4 separate regions of the Homo sapiens genome follow, and all the other regions are linked to region 1. The links are chromatin contacts, found by Hi-C or POLR2A ChIA-PET in ENCODE. All regions are on one chromosome and are shown on one strand. The core of a region is the stretch at or near the end of the contact, and the rest is flanking DNA. Distances in the headings are between cores, read along the strand shown. Region 1 holds the start of TSPAN12 (tetraspanin 12). Region 2 has its middle 130 kb from the start of FAM3C. Region 3 holds the start of KCND2 (potassium voltage-gated channel subfamily D member 2). Region 4 overlaps FAM3C (FAM3 metabolism regulating signaling molecule C).

Region 1 (3,480 bases), core at 709-3,208:
TAACTTGTAAAATGGGGATAATAATCCCAATTTATCGACTCACAGGAGAGGGATTTGATCCAACGAAATCTAAAGAGACCCTTTTGCTAGTTTTTAGGCAGCTGTAAAGCCCTCGTTGCAGGGTTTTCAAATTTTGCTGCAAACTAGAATTACCTTGGGAGCTTGGAAAACCCTGTGTGTCTAGGCCTCACCTGCAGAGACTCCGATTTAAGTGGTATCAGGCATGCCAGAGAATTAGGGTTGTTTCAAAGCTCTCCAAGTGATTCTCGTGTACAACAATTTCGAGAACCATTAAACTAGAGTACTAAGAGCCATTATTCTGGATTTTACTTTGGAATCTAGGTTGGACTACAGATGTGACGTTGAGCAACTACTTTATCTTGGATCTGTATTTCTTGTTTACCAGGAAGAAGAGGACATGCATACTTCTAAAGTAACTTCCTCTAGTATTTTATTACTTTAAGGCAGTTGACCCTTAAAGGTATACGAATTAAGGAAAGGGCACTTAACTACCTTCTAGGAGTAGAAGAGGATCTCTGCTTTGACACATGGGAATTGTTGGCACTCTTTTTCTCAGTTTTAATAGCAGTCATGGACTCCTTTCAATGCGGGGATGTTTATACCTCTCCGGGGAATGTATGGCACCAACAGCATTTGGATGGCTGGTTGTTTCAGCAGTCCTTTGCTTAAAATAGGCATGCACCCTAATTTGAGAAGAAACTGGCAGAGGATAAAAGTGGGTTTCTTTGCTCTTCCCCAGTATTCTAGAAGCTGCTTCATTATCAGAGTTGGAGTCATCTGATGGATAACTGGACATGTTTCTTGGTGTTTTTTTTGTGTATGGCTATACTTCTTTATACTCTTTTGGGTTGCTGTCTTACATACTGCTTAGTGACTTGCTTACCAATAATTTTCCTAGCCTAACCCAGGACAACCATGTTGTCTTTTGGTCTTGACTTTTCCATATGAGACTGCATGTCTTATTGTCACTCCAGTCATGCAGCAACTAACTCTAGACAGGCAGTCATGGACATAGGATTCCATTTTTTTTTTTTTTTTTTTTTCTGCAAGGAAATCCAAGGACTCCAGTTATTAGGTCAAAGATGTTGCTCGTATTCCAGGTAATTCATATTTGCTGGTGAAGTTTTATTTGCCATGCAGTGCCCACAAAAGTAATCCTAGAAATGAGCAGTACTGTGAGGCATAGCACAACACATCCACATTTTATGTGGAGGATATGATCCAGTGGCATTTTATTTAGTGTGAAACTTCTGTCTTCTAAAAGGGAAGATTCTTTTGGAAGGATGGTCTCCTGCTGTGTAATACTTCATGAATTTCTAGTTTAAAAAAATTAGATTTTCCAAAGATCCACTACTATGTACACATTTCAAAATAAATCACCCAGTTAACTCAAAACAATCTTATCGTGAGAAATTTTGGAAAGCTTGAGTTACTTCTAAGAGTTAAAAATGTTCTTTCCTCCTCTTCTGCATGTCAGACTGCACATGATTACTCTGATGTTTCCGTAAATGCTATTAGTGCACTATGAAAGTGGGAAAGAACTTAAAAAAAAAAAAATCCGGGAGGGCAACAAAGCAATAAGAAGGATCATAGGGCACCATGTTAATAACAAATCACAGGAGGTGGCTCCATAAAGGTTGTGAAAACTAGTTTCTCATTGCAGGAATTGGGTTGGGCCACCCCTTCACCCCCCTTCTCAAACACAAATATTATCATATAATAAAAGCCTGCTTCTCTATGCTTATAACCCAGCCTCCATTCCTTCGACGCCACCATTTTAAAGGGATTTACTGCACGGACTTCTCCCAAGTTCCTAGGCATTATCTTCTGGACCCTATCCTGCAGAGGTGAAGCGTCCCTTTGGGGACTCTCGCTGGGTGAGAGGGACAAGAAACACCCACTAGGACCCAACCCCGGCAGCCAGCGGCTCGAGCATGCGCTGAGAGTTTGTGCAGCTGGCCCTGGCTGCCGCCGCTGCCTCGTCCGGACTCGGAGAGGACTTGGGAGGGACAGCGGCGCTGGGAGGTGGCTTAGCAGAGACTTTCCAGCAACTGCTGCCCAGGACTTTTTTTTTTTTTTTTCTTTTTCCCAGGAGGCGGCGACGGCGGCGGCGGGGGGAGAGGAAGAGAAAGAAGCGTCTCCAGCTGAAGCCAATGCAGCCCTCCGGCTCTCCGCGAAGAAGTTCCCTGCCCCGATGAGCCCCCGCCGTGCGTCCCCGACTATCCCCAGGCGGGCGTGGGGCACCGGGCCCAGCGCCGACGGTAAGTGGCCACGCGTCTGTCGCCTTTCCTGCCCGCTGTCCCGCCAGCCCGCCGGCGGCTGCCCTCCGCGCTGTGTGCTAAACTACTTAAGGGCTGGCTCTGGGGCTCCCTGCCGCCGGCGCTTCCCCTCGCGCCCTGCCGGGGGCGCGCGGACGCGATGGCTGGGTCGGTGGCCGCGCTCGCTTTGTGCTCCGCGGGCGGCTTTGAGCGAGGGGTCGCGGGAGCGTCCCGGGCGGGGGAAGCGGGGTTTGAATGACTAACCCGGCGTCTGCACAGCTGCATCGGCCCTAATTCCCCGGCGCCCCCCGCCCCCCGCCCACTGTCCCAGGCTAATCCATCATTCTGGGGCCGAAAACATCATTTCTCACGTTCTCCCAGAGAAACCCTAGTAGCCGGGCGGAATCTCAACTCCGCGCTGCCCCCTCGCCCCCGCCCCCGCCCCCGCCCCGCCGCCCCAGTCCCTTGCATTCACACCCGAGCTGCGGGACGGGGTAGAGGGGTGCGGAGTTGGAGTGCCCAGGAACTGTCCTAACTAGAAGGGCGCTCATTCTCTCGGGCTTGCCGGTGGCGCCTCTGACGTGTCCGGGGTAGGGGGCAGTGTGGTTTCTCACCTTCAGGACAGTGCCGAGCACAGCTGTCCTCGAGGAGGGGCGTGGAGTGAGGGAGGTTTTCAAGAGCGTCTCATCAGAATGCACAGGGCTCCGCCGCGTGTCCCCTGAGAACGCGAGTTTACTGTGCGACTTCATTCATCCGGATAGTTGCTCTTTTCTTTTCCCAGCAGGTGTTATCTGAAGCCGGTTTGGAACTTTTGGGAGTTTAGTTACCATTATGATTTTAACAAATGATTTTTGATGAGGCGATGTCTCGAATGCACTGGGCCTCGGGACCCTCTGGACCCTGCTGAGGGCGGGTGGAGGAGGGACGGGCAGGCTGTGGGAAGCGTGATGGTGAGATGTCCCGTGTTCTCTCTCCCCCGCCCCCTGCAGATCGCTGCCGTTTTGCCCTTGGGAGTAGGATGTGGTGAAAGGATGGGGCTTCTCCCTTACGGGGCTCACAATGGCCAGAGAAGATTCCGTGAAGTGTCTGCGCTGCCTGCTCTACGCCCTCAATCTGCTCTTTTGGGTAAGTAAGTTTCACTGCACCAACAGGTGGGAACGGCTGGCTCTGGTTTTCTGCAGCCACCGGATAATGCGCCAAA
Region 2 (3,480 bases), core at 271-2,770, 670 kb before region 1:
ATGTAGTTCTATACCTAGCACATGGGATATCTCCTGCTGTTATGCATAAGATAGGTTGAAATGTGATAATGGGATTAGAATCTAGACAAGGGGATAGGATAGTGCAGACACAGATGATGACAATGAATGTTATGTGCCAAGTTCCACGACACAGTAAAAAAAATCTTTAATTTATATGAGTCAGACTTGAAGTCTCTTATGTGCAAAGCTGTGCTGAAAAGACATGTCGTAGGGACAGTTCTACAACCCCACCTTTCTTCCCTTGCCGCTACATGCCTGTCTTCCTGCTTAATCCTGCTGCCATGTAAAAACAGCTGCCTCTCACTTGTCCCCCACTTGACCTTATTTTATCTGATGCTTTAAAATCCCATTTCACGCAGTCAAAGCTAGCAAAGAAGATAAAGCAGGATTTAGAAGAAGATGGATAATAGAAGGGAAAGGAAGAAAAGCTTTCCTGTGATAAAAATCTGGAAATCTAACCACCAAATTGTAACGTAATTTATATGGGAAAATTCATTTTTGTTTTCTACACAACCAGAACATCAATAAAACACTTTGAAAGGTAACCTGTTTGTAAATTGAGGAACTTCTATGCTTATACTTCCACATGGAGGCATGAAGACTGAGTCACAACGGCAAAAAAAAAAAAAAAACTCCTCAAGATTGATACTTAGACCCATTTAGCAAGGAGGCCTTCTTTTTCTTGAAAATAAATATTATATTGAATTCCATTTACGTATAGTTAATGCTGGCCAGTTTGTGGAGATTGTGGAAAAGCAAAAAAAAAAAAAAAAATGTTAGCACAGGCTTCAAGGGACAATTCTAAAGACCTTCAAGACAGTGACTTCAAGTAGCTTTTTTCCCTCATCTATCACTGACACAAAAATATGTGAAACAGATGGTGGTTCTTGGCTATATATAGTTTTTGTTGAAACTTGTTAAAAACAGTTTGGATCATGATTAAGAAATCTTACCACCTCTTAGCTGAAACATACCCCAAGGTTTTTCTTAGAAGGTGTTAGAAAGGCAGCTGATGATTATAGTCAATGTTTCCTTCTTCTACAAATAAAAAAAAATCTAAAACCACCAATGGCCTTCTGGATACAAGCAAATAAATACACAAAATCAAAGACAACTGGGAGATGTTCATAACTAGTCTAGTTTTTTTATTGAATAAACAGCTGTACTTTGGGTTATTGACATACATATACATTATATGAACTCTTACTTTGACTTAACTTTTTTCTTGCATGAGTCATTGTAGTCATTAGACTGTTTACTGTTTCCTGTTTTGCCCTCCTGGGTGCTGAGTAGATTGACACGTCTTTGCTCCCTTGTGTTTGAATGGGGCTGTGTGATTCATTTGAGCCAGAGAGTTGTGAACAGTGTGTGGTGTGGCTCCCCTGGGCCTGTGCACTTAAGTACCAATGCCAGACCGCAAAAAATTTTTTGTTCCTTTGTCACATTAACCAGAAACAAGTAAGATAGTGGCCACTCTTGCAGCTGAGTTCCTTGACTGACCACAAGAAGCAAAGTTTCATTACCGAACTGTCGTGGACATGCATCAGGAGTGAGAAATAAAGCTGTATTGTTTTAAGCCCTGAAAGTTTTTAGTTTGTTTATTACTGTAGTGTAATCTAGCTTACCCTGACTGATACAGATCATGCTGAAGTCACTGGCAATAAAGCAACAGCCAATGACTTGCCAATGGAAAGGCAGAGAAAAGGAAGGTCTATTCCCAGAGAGAGCATTGCTTTTTCCACGTGAAACAGGACAAAAAAGCAAACAAACAACAAAACAAAAAACAAGTATTCCCAGGCATATATCTGCAATGCTACAGCTGTCCTTTAAGAATGACTCTCTTAATTATGCTCTCGTGATTGCCAAAACATAGAAGCCACTGGAACGAATTTGAGTAAAAAGGATTATGGGATCATTAGGATCTCATAAGTGAAGAAAATCTTAGGAGGTGGAGGAAAAAAACATTAAAAGAAAAACACGTAAGAAAATTAGAGAACCAGTTCAGGAAGTTGACTGGGATTTCTACAAGAAAGAAAAATGAAGGAGATAAATTAGGAATTAAATATAGTTTTCTAGAAATGAAGTTTTTAAAATTTCAGATTGAAAAAAATCCACTGAATTCTCTGCATAAAGATTGAAACCTAACAAGATACACCATGCTGAAATATCAGAATACTGGTGACCACGAGAGGATTCTAAAAAGTCTAGGAGAAACAGGGGTAGGAAGAAAGAAACTGAGAGAGAGGAAAAAGAAAGAAAGGAATGAAGGAAGGAGAAGAGAGAAAGGGAGAAGAAGAGAGGGAGGGAGGAAGGATGGAAGGAAAAAAGAAAGGAAGGAAGGAAGGAAGGAAGATTTCTGACAAAGCATCAATAATCATAATGCATTCTGTATTAGGATGGCATTAGGTGTTGTGTAAAATAGAATCAAACTATAAAATAGCTCAAACATATTAGTTTATTTCTTGTTCAGGTAAAAATCCAAAGTTTCTAGTTAATGGGCAGTTTTTATTTAGTACATCAGGGACTAAGGAACTTTCTTATATTGGGGGTTTCTGTTCTCTAGAATGTCATTATCACCACATTCAGCTGGAAAAATGGTGGGGGGAAGTATGTAGGAAACGTATTATTTTCTTAAAGCCTTTGATCAAGAAGAAAACACGTCACTTTTACTAAAACTGCATTAATACCAGAGCAATCATAACTATAAGCAAGGCTGAAAAAATGCAGCATTGTTGTGCAACATGGAATAAGAGGGACAGGATTTTTAGTGACTAGCCAGCAGTGTAGAGGGAGTAAGAAGGCCCAGTGAGTTCACTAGCAGTAAAGAGGGCTGGTTTCCTTTAGGATCTAAGAAAATAAAATGATGCTTCTGTGCAGGTGTGCAACTGTGCAATAAAAAGAGCATCAAATAGTAAAAGTTTGCGATGCTTGCTTGGAACTGAATCATTTTGATATGACTAATTAGGAAATATGGCTTCATGTGTATTATTATACTGGCACCTGCTGGGTGATATAAATTTGGTGGGTCTCTTTAGGGATATGTTGGCAATACTCCCTTTCTTGGAAAATGCTTAAGGAAGCTTCAGCTGGAAAGGAGACTCTCATGGGGATCCTGAGACACATGAGATTCTGGTTACCATCTTTGCATCTTTTTCTATCAAACAAACCACACTCTACAGCAATATCTGGAGTAGTGCTTCTGTCCTGTGACAAGAGTGGAGAATTATCTTCACATTTTCACCTGGAATGTATTTCTACCCTACAATTTAGTACTCTGCCAAATTACCAATTACACATGAGAATAGAATAAAGACATTTCCACATATGCAGTTTCAAAACTTTTTCTACCCATTGGCCCTTTCTCAGAGATATTTTGGAGGATGTTTTCTACCAAATTGAGGGAGTACGCCAAGAAAGAGGAAGACATAGGACACAGAAAATGGCTGATCCCTTCCAAGA
Region 3 (3,480 bases), core at 616-3,115, 580 kb after region 1:
TCCTCATAACAGCAGTCGCCGATGATTTCCGGGATGAGGCCAAAGAAGGCCAGTTCTTCATCGTAAGCAGAGATGCACTCGTGGCGAGGATAGTGGAGCTTCCCAGTGCGGTAGAAATTCAGGATGTGGCGGAAGATGTCTGGGTCACGGTCAAAGAAATACTGCTGAGTTTCTGGGTGGTAGAAAAAGTCCCTCTCAGAACTGCCCAGTAGAGTGTCTGGGTAACGTTCCAGGGTGTCCTGCCACGTCTGGAAGCGGGTGCCACTCACATTCAGCACAATGAGAGCATCTTGGGTCCTTTTCCTCTCCTGCCTCGGGGGAGCCGGCATAGGCCCCGAGGCCACAGGCATCCACCCGATAGCCGCTGCCCTTGCAAAAGGCAGCCACGCTGCCACCCCCGCCGCCATGATTACTTGAAGCGGAAGGAAGAAGGGTAACGAGGCGTCTACAATGGGTCACCGAAGCAGCCAAAAGTCACCCACTTCCTCCAGTCAAGCAAAGTACTAGTGAGAAACGTGGTCCAGAGGTGTAACTCTTATTCCAAGATAGGGCTCCTGGTAAAGTCACAGTTCTCAGAAGGGCAACTTTCCCTCCAAGACAGGTATTTGGAATAATGGCAACAAAATACAACGTCCTAACAATCACCCTCAACAGAACCCAGCCAAATCTCTTCCTGCAGGTGGGCTAGGCCACCCTCTGGCACAAATAAGCACACAGGTGCAGCCGTTTCTTCAAACAGGTGTTTTTGATTTCTCCCCGGCACAGTCTGGATAATATAGGGTCAGTATGTGGAGTGTAGGATAGAGAAGACGAACGAGAGTCACCCAATAGAATTCTTTCGACGAATTAGGGAACCCTTACACCTACCCTTCTCACTCTTTCAAACCTTCCTTTCCAAGTAGCCCTTCCCGCCAAAGGAGTCTCAAAAAGGCGACCTGTTGTTGTAGCTCAGGAGATGCGGTCACAGCCGCTGCCCCACGTCTCTCTTTGGGGGTCCAGCTGCTGCTGCCTCTACTCCTCGGGCTGTATTTGCAGAGATGGAGGTGATGTGCAGTGGTTACGGTGGGGGGCGTTAATAGAGATTCTCCTCCCCCACGTCTACAAACACCCTCTGTGTCTGCCAAAAGCGTTCGCCCAATCGCCCCTTCACTCTCTTTTCAAGTTCAGCTCAGGTGCAGTGTGACAGTTACAGAGCTCAGGAGCTGGCAGCCGCCGCCGCCGTGGCGGCAGCAGCATCTGCTTCCGCGCAGAACGCGCCGCTCCCGCGGTACATACCTGGCCAAGTGCGCGCCGGGGCTTAGTTGCATAGAGACTTTCTCCTCGCCGTGCACCCGGAAAGGGAAGAGGAGAGAAAGCAGCTCGCGAGCAGCCGAATCCGATGCGCCGAGAGAGCATAAATAAAGCTCAAGCGAGCTCTTCTTTCCCTTCCCCCATCCCTCCGTGCCTCCCTCCTCCTTTTCACCTTCCAAAAGCCAGGCGCAGGCGAGCAGAGCAGCAGCAACAAGTTCAAAAGGTGCGGGGGAGGCGAGAACGGAGGGGACTCGCTCCTGCCAACTTACTGCGGGGCCACTGTCGCGGGAGCCTGGCCAGCGCGGTGCGGGGCTGCGGGGCGGCGGGGCTGCGGGGCGGCCGGGCGGGCGGCGTTGGCGCGGTGGGGCCGGGGCCGGGGCCGGCACGGGCTCTCGTCCGAGCGCGGAGGCAGAAGGCGCTCGGCAGCGCGGGGGCGCGGGAGGGCTGCTAGCTGCTTCCCCGCCAGTGGGTGGTCCTGCATCTCCCCGGGCTCCCCGCGCTGCTCTGCTAGTGCGATCAATAAATAAGGAGAAAATAAATAAATAACCGCGCGCACGCCCCGCCACGCAGGTTAGGAAAGGCGTCTCCTGCCTTTCCCTCGGCTTGACCTTTCTCCGCCCCCGCCCCCTCGGGCTCCTCTCGCTCCACCCCAGCCACCCACCAACCCCGGCGCAAAATGTCACCGAGGGAGAGCATCCAGGTGGATCTGCTGGGGAGAAAAGCGAGCCTCGGATGAACAAAGGGAAGCTTCACGTGCTGGGCTGCGGTGGTTTGGTGGAGGAGAGGAGAAAGGGGACCCGTGCCTTGCTTCTGCCTCTCGAGTCCCGGTTCAAGGCGAGCGTGGGAAAATGGGGGGAAAGAGAGCGAGAGAAGCTGGGAAGGAGGGTGAGCGGAGCGGAATGCGCAGGAATTGGTTGTCTTCTGGGGGCGACTGGAAGGCAAGACCCGCAAAGCTCCGACGCGGAATTTTTAAGTGCATTTCCTCTTTCTGTTTTTATTTATTTTCAAAACCAGATTGTTAACGTTGCAGGGATTGATATGCCATCTGTCCAACTTGCCAAAAAATCAGAGACTCTCCTCGATCGAGGTCTTGACACAACTCCTTTTCCCGTCCTTTACGAATAACAGGGATGTGGAGCCCTTTTCTAAATGTCATCGTCAAGGGGCGTGCGTCTCTGAAAGTTTGCGTCCCCTTCATCCTCTCTGCGCATCACTGCGCATATTTAAAATAGTTAAAAGAGTTAAAGGTGTTCGTATGAGGGGTTACTGAGGTAGAGAGACACAGGAAAATTGTCGCTACCAACCTTTTTGTTTTTCGCGTACCCCGCCCCCGAGTCATTAGGAATCATCCTTAAAACCAAACGTAACACATACAAGCCACTAGATGGCGTGGATGGCGAGAAGTTAAATCTGCACCTAAGGTTTGGATGCTTTAGGAAGGTGAAGGATCAAAATTAACTGGTCCAACAGAGAGTCAGATCACATAAACATCCCCAAACCCCTTCGCTGCCACCCACCTTTTTTGTGTTTATGTGACATATACTACTTAGGCTTGAGTCTGCATTTGGATAGTTGTGGGATGAGATGTGGAGAGTTTCCTTTTGAAATTCCTTTGAAAATTAAATCTAGATTACTGAATCATCATCATCATAGTAATTAAGATCTTTGGCAATAATGAGGCTTCATCTGTATTGATGAAGAATAGTAGCCTAATTTCTACCTAAAAATTACTTTTCATGGCTTGGTTTGACTGCCCTTGGTTTGTAAAATAAGTGGACTGTGTGTTGTACTTTACGGAAATTGACTTTTAAGCCCTAGAGATTACAGGCATGATGTGTCAACCTTGAAAATTTGAAATGGGATACGTCAAAGAAAATATATAAACTAAAAAATGAGTATAGAAAATAACCAGAGAATTTAAAATATCCTTATCATGTACAGGATTTTCTGTAGAGATAAAAGGGTATTTTTTGTTTGTTTATTTGTTTACAGAATAGAGATTTAAGGAATCCTGTGTCAGTAGTAATGAAGTCAGAGCTAATGCACCATTTAAGTTTGAGGACAAGGAACTGAAGACACCTGCTCTTTATCTATTTGTTTAAGTGAAAGATGCTTGTTAACCAATCTATATAGCCTGCATACCTGAAAACAAACACACAAGCATGTTACCTGGAAAATGGAAATGAGGGG
Region 4 (3,480 bases), core at 525-3,024, 510 kb before region 1:
TTTTAGAAAAATAAAACACATTTCTAGAAAGGAAGAATGAAAATTTTGCCTACAATTAGTAGTTGAAATTACCAATGTCGATTATGAATTTTTAAAAACAATTTTTTATAAAACTTTATTTTGAGATAATTGTATTGTTTTTTACAAATCCATTTGAATATACAGAGAGATGGTGCATACTGTTTACTCAGTTTCTCCCATTGGTAATATCTTGCAAAACTATAATACACTATCACAATCAGGACATCAACATGGATACAATTCACCAATCTTATTCAGCATTGTGGTGTAATGTAGTGTTGTTTTCAGTTTGAATACTTAGCTAGTAAGTGAACTGAACACAGTCCAAATTATTTTTGTCTATATTGCTGCAATAAGTACTTAATGTTCTTTTTTTTTTTCTTTTTTTTTTTTGAGACGGAGTCTTGCTCTGTCGCCCAGGCTGGAGAGCAGTGGCACAATCTCGGCTCACCACAAGCTCCACCTCGCGGGTTCACGCCATTCTCCCTGCCCACCACCACGCCCGGCTAATTTTTTTTTTTTGTATTTGTAGTAGAGATGGGGTTTCACCGTGTTAGCCAGGATGGTCTCGATCTCCTGACCTCATGATCCACCCGCCTCAGCCTCTCAAAGTGCTGGGATTACAGGCGTGAGCCACTGCACCCGGCCATAAATACTTAATGTTCTATTGAATTTATTTATTTTTACCTTTTCAGATTTAAACCATTGGTATATAGTATATACATAAATTACTTGAGACATTATTAACAACTAAAGTGCAAAATAGTTCTGATTCATTAGCCCGACTTACTGAAGGACATTCATTGATGAAATGCAATAACAAATGTTTATTATTGTTCCATGAAATGAAGTGTATATGCAGAAAGAAATTAAGCATTGAAGCTATCAGTGTAGTTTGAGGGGAAAATAGTTGTAGGAGAGGAGGGATTTTGGTGTTTGTATGTTGTACCTGTATTCTATACTTGGACAGCTGTTTATGAAAACTAATGTACCTGTTTGGCCACCAGGTGCTAATGTTTTCAGAATTGCAGACTTAGTACAGGGCTTTTGATTTTGATGTGTATTGGATAAAAATGAGCTTTCTTCTGGAAAGAAAAGTCTTTCACAGGAGTTTCTTCACCTTAAAGTATCTACTCCCCTTACTGTTACACAAATTAAATGGAGGTGATGTTATTTACTTAAAATCCTGATTTTAAGTAGTTAAAATCCTGACTTTAAGTACTTAAAATACTTAAAAAACTGATTTTCCCAAAATTATATCCCAGTAAAGTGTAGATAAGGTTTCTTTTCTGCTTTGTTCTGGGCATTAAGCTTTTTCAATGTTATTATATTACCTTTATGGCTTTAATGGTGCATAATATTCTACTGAGTGTTCTATTGAGTTAATGAGCTTTTATTTACTTGGTCATTTTCCTCTTTTTAAACATTTCAATACAATCTTTTAACTTTCAGCTTACTAGTTGGAGTATTGGACCTACAGGAAGTTCACAATTATCTAAAATAGTACAGAACTAAAAACTGTGTGACTATTTATAGCAAGACAGCTGGTTAACATTTATCACACTGCATACTTATTAGTCAAATCAGGAAATGGCTGTCCACAATACTCTGATGATCTGAGTTATAATCTCCTGGGCTGGGATCAGATGTTAGTGCTTTTAAAAAGCCCTACTATAATTATGATAGATGGTCAGGTTGAGAACTACTACATTCAAATTAAGATTTGACCTCATGGATTCCTTGAACTGATAAATTGTAAATCTTTTAGTAATGATCTTCCTCATCCCCCTCCCTGGCCCTCGCAATCTCCTAACCTCACCACTAAGATAGATTCATGTATATTCTCTGGGGCTTTCTTTGCGTATCTGTACAACACCATACAGCAGCAACAACTTTTAAACACCATCATATTCACCAAATTTATATTTATAAACATTGAAAGGTAAGTTTGTAGAGTAACTTCCTGATTGAAATTTAAATATATAGTAACTAAAATTCAAAACAAAATGGTAAGGGAAAAATAAAATGTTTTATCAGTAGTAAAATACTATCCTCCATAATTATTTAATAGTTTATAATGAATGTACAGTGTGAAGTTACTTTCTCACTTTTTCTTAAGTGATATTCATGTTTTATTGTATACTGAATCATTATTTGAACACTTATTTTTGTGGACCTAAATATATTTTAAAAGTGGATACTTGCCAATAGACTCATTCCTTCTAACAAAAGTAATTTTTTTTTTTCAGCAAGATCAGCATTGGACACAGCTGCACGTTGTAAGTATTTCATCTCAATATTTTATGTATGATTTATTCTGCCTTAGGCATATGAGAGCTTATATTCAAAGTGTCAGTAGTTCAGTATGAGGAAAAACTGCTTTAGAAATTGCTTTTTAAAGTTATGAGGATGCTATTTGATTGGACAGCCCAAATATTTTTGGCAATTATTCATGATGGATATTTTGTGTTTTTTAGCTCCGTTATTATAAGTACAGAAATTGGTGTGAGAAGGAGTTAAGAGTGTACATGGGCAAGGTAGTCAATGGAACATTAGGCCTTTTTTAATTATCCTGGAGGTGACGATTTTTTGTGCATATATGGACTAGAAGTGCAAAGTAACATTCAGAACCCCCCACATCCTAAAATTTAAAAATAAACTCATAGTTAGATAAAATATATTTGCCCTAATGCAGATCATATTACTTGACTCATTTGCATCCATTATTAGTTTGTTTCCTAGGAAGATCTGGTGTCTGTTGTGGGTTTCTTTGTTGCTGTTTTTTTTTAAAAAAATTTTTTGAGGTTCTTTGAAACCCTCAGGGGAACAAATTAGCTTGTATTTTAAGATACGTGTATCTTGATGTTTTTCTTAATGCTCTTTGTGGTTTGAGATTTGAAGTAAAGTGAGGTAAAGTCTGTTAACTTGTTTTCTAAAAAAAGACATCATGTTTTCTCCCCCAAAGCTACAAAGCCTCCCAGATATAAGTGTGGGATCTCAAAAGCTTGCCCTGAGAAGCATTTTGCTTTTAAAATGGCAAGTGGAGCAGCCAACGTGGTGGGACCCAAAATCTGCCTGGAAGATAATGTGTAAGTCTTTGTTGACTTGAGACGATAAGGTGTGCTATTAAATTGCAGCCAATTGAACCTGAGTTTAATGGATATTTTGAAAATGTGTTCGGTATACTTTATTAATGGAAAGTGATTTCCATTTTTGTTATGTAGTTTTTTTCTCATGAATTCAAGGGACCTTAAAGTTCTTAAATTTTATATTAGAGAGTGACTAAGAACGTAACACTTATTCGGCTTTATAGAGATAAGAGATTTCCTCTGAGTAAATTCTCTAGATCTGCACTGTCCCATTTGCTAGCAACAGAACACATGTGGCTATTTAATTTTGATCCTTAAATATTAGGAAGAAAGTTAATTCACTTAAATTAACTAAAAAGTTCAGTTCCTT

What was found. A loop is a pair of places that touch in the nucleus more often than their neighbours do. ChIA-PET counts read pairs that join two places held with the same protein, here RNA polymerase II (POLR2A). Pooled maps may share reads with other maps.
Region 2: a loop to region 1 is called in a map of GM12878, with 2.4 times the contacts of the local background. The contact joins the enhancer-like site here to the promoter of TSPAN12 in region 1. A Hi-C loop is called at or near these places in 1 of 168 maps with a recorded cell type or tissue (GM12878), 5 of 37 single-sample maps with no recorded cell type and 5 of 50 pooled maps.
Region 3: a loop to region 1 is called in a pooled map, with 2.8 times the contacts of the local background. The contact joins the promoter of KCND2 here to the promoter of TSPAN12 in region 1. A Hi-C loop is called at or near these places in 5 of 37 single-sample maps with no recorded cell type and 2 of 50 pooled maps.
Region 4: a loop to region 1 is called in a map with no recorded cell type, with 3 times the contacts of the local background. The contact joins the enhancer-like site here to the promoter of TSPAN12 in region 1. A Hi-C loop is called at or near these places in 1 of 168 maps with a recorded cell type or tissue (GM12878), 16 of 37 single-sample maps with no recorded cell type and 4 of 50 pooled maps. POLR2A ChIA-PET finds 5 or more read pairs at or near these places in 2 of 52 experiments (GM12878 and Panc1).

What each region holds. Positions count from the first base shown.
Region 1 is chr7:120,856,622-120,860,101 of GRCh38, reverse strand. TSPAN12 (tetraspanin 12) reads left to right here and starts at 1,958. Exons shown (of 8, transcript NM_012338.4): 1 at 1,958-2,282; 2 at 3,269-3,404. The coding sequence starts at 3,339. It overlaps LOC124901733 (a long non-coding RNA gene), which reads right to left and starts at 3,267. Exons shown (of 2, transcript XR_007060491.1): 1 at 2,894-3,267. RefSeq lists silencers at 2,304-2,603, 2,796-3,015.
Region 2 is chr7:121,528,476-121,531,955 of GRCh38, reverse strand. No RefSeq gene overlaps it. Among named protein-coding and RNA genes, the nearest start is that of FAM3C, 130 kb to the right of the region's middle. Within about 2 kb of position 1,520, at least 10 of the 41 ENCODE cell types and tissues checked have a DNase peak (open chromatin) inside an H3K27ac peak, as active enhancers do; they include GM12878, where a contact is called at or near this core.
Region 3 is chr7:120,271,560-120,275,039 of GRCh38, reverse strand. It overlaps KCND2 (potassium voltage-gated channel subfamily D member 2), which reads right to left and starts at 1,865. Exons shown (of 6, transcript NM_012281.3): 1 at 1-1,865. The coding sequence starts at 407. RefSeq lists an enhancer at 1,100-1,169 and silencers at 1,610-1,759, 2,679-2,778.
Region 4 is chr7:121,370,930-121,374,409 of GRCh38, reverse strand. It overlaps FAM3C (FAM3 metabolism regulating signaling molecule C), which reads left to right. Exons shown (of 10, transcript NM_014888.3): 4 at 2,271-2,300; 5 at 2,987-3,110. Among named protein-coding and RNA genes, the nearest start is that of FAM3C, 24 kb to the left of the region's middle. RefSeq lists an enhancer at 1,433-1,482. Within about 2 kb of position 1,774, at least 5 of the 41 ENCODE cell types and tissues checked have a DNase peak (open chromatin) inside an H3K27ac peak, as active enhancers do; they include GM12878, where a contact is called at or near this core.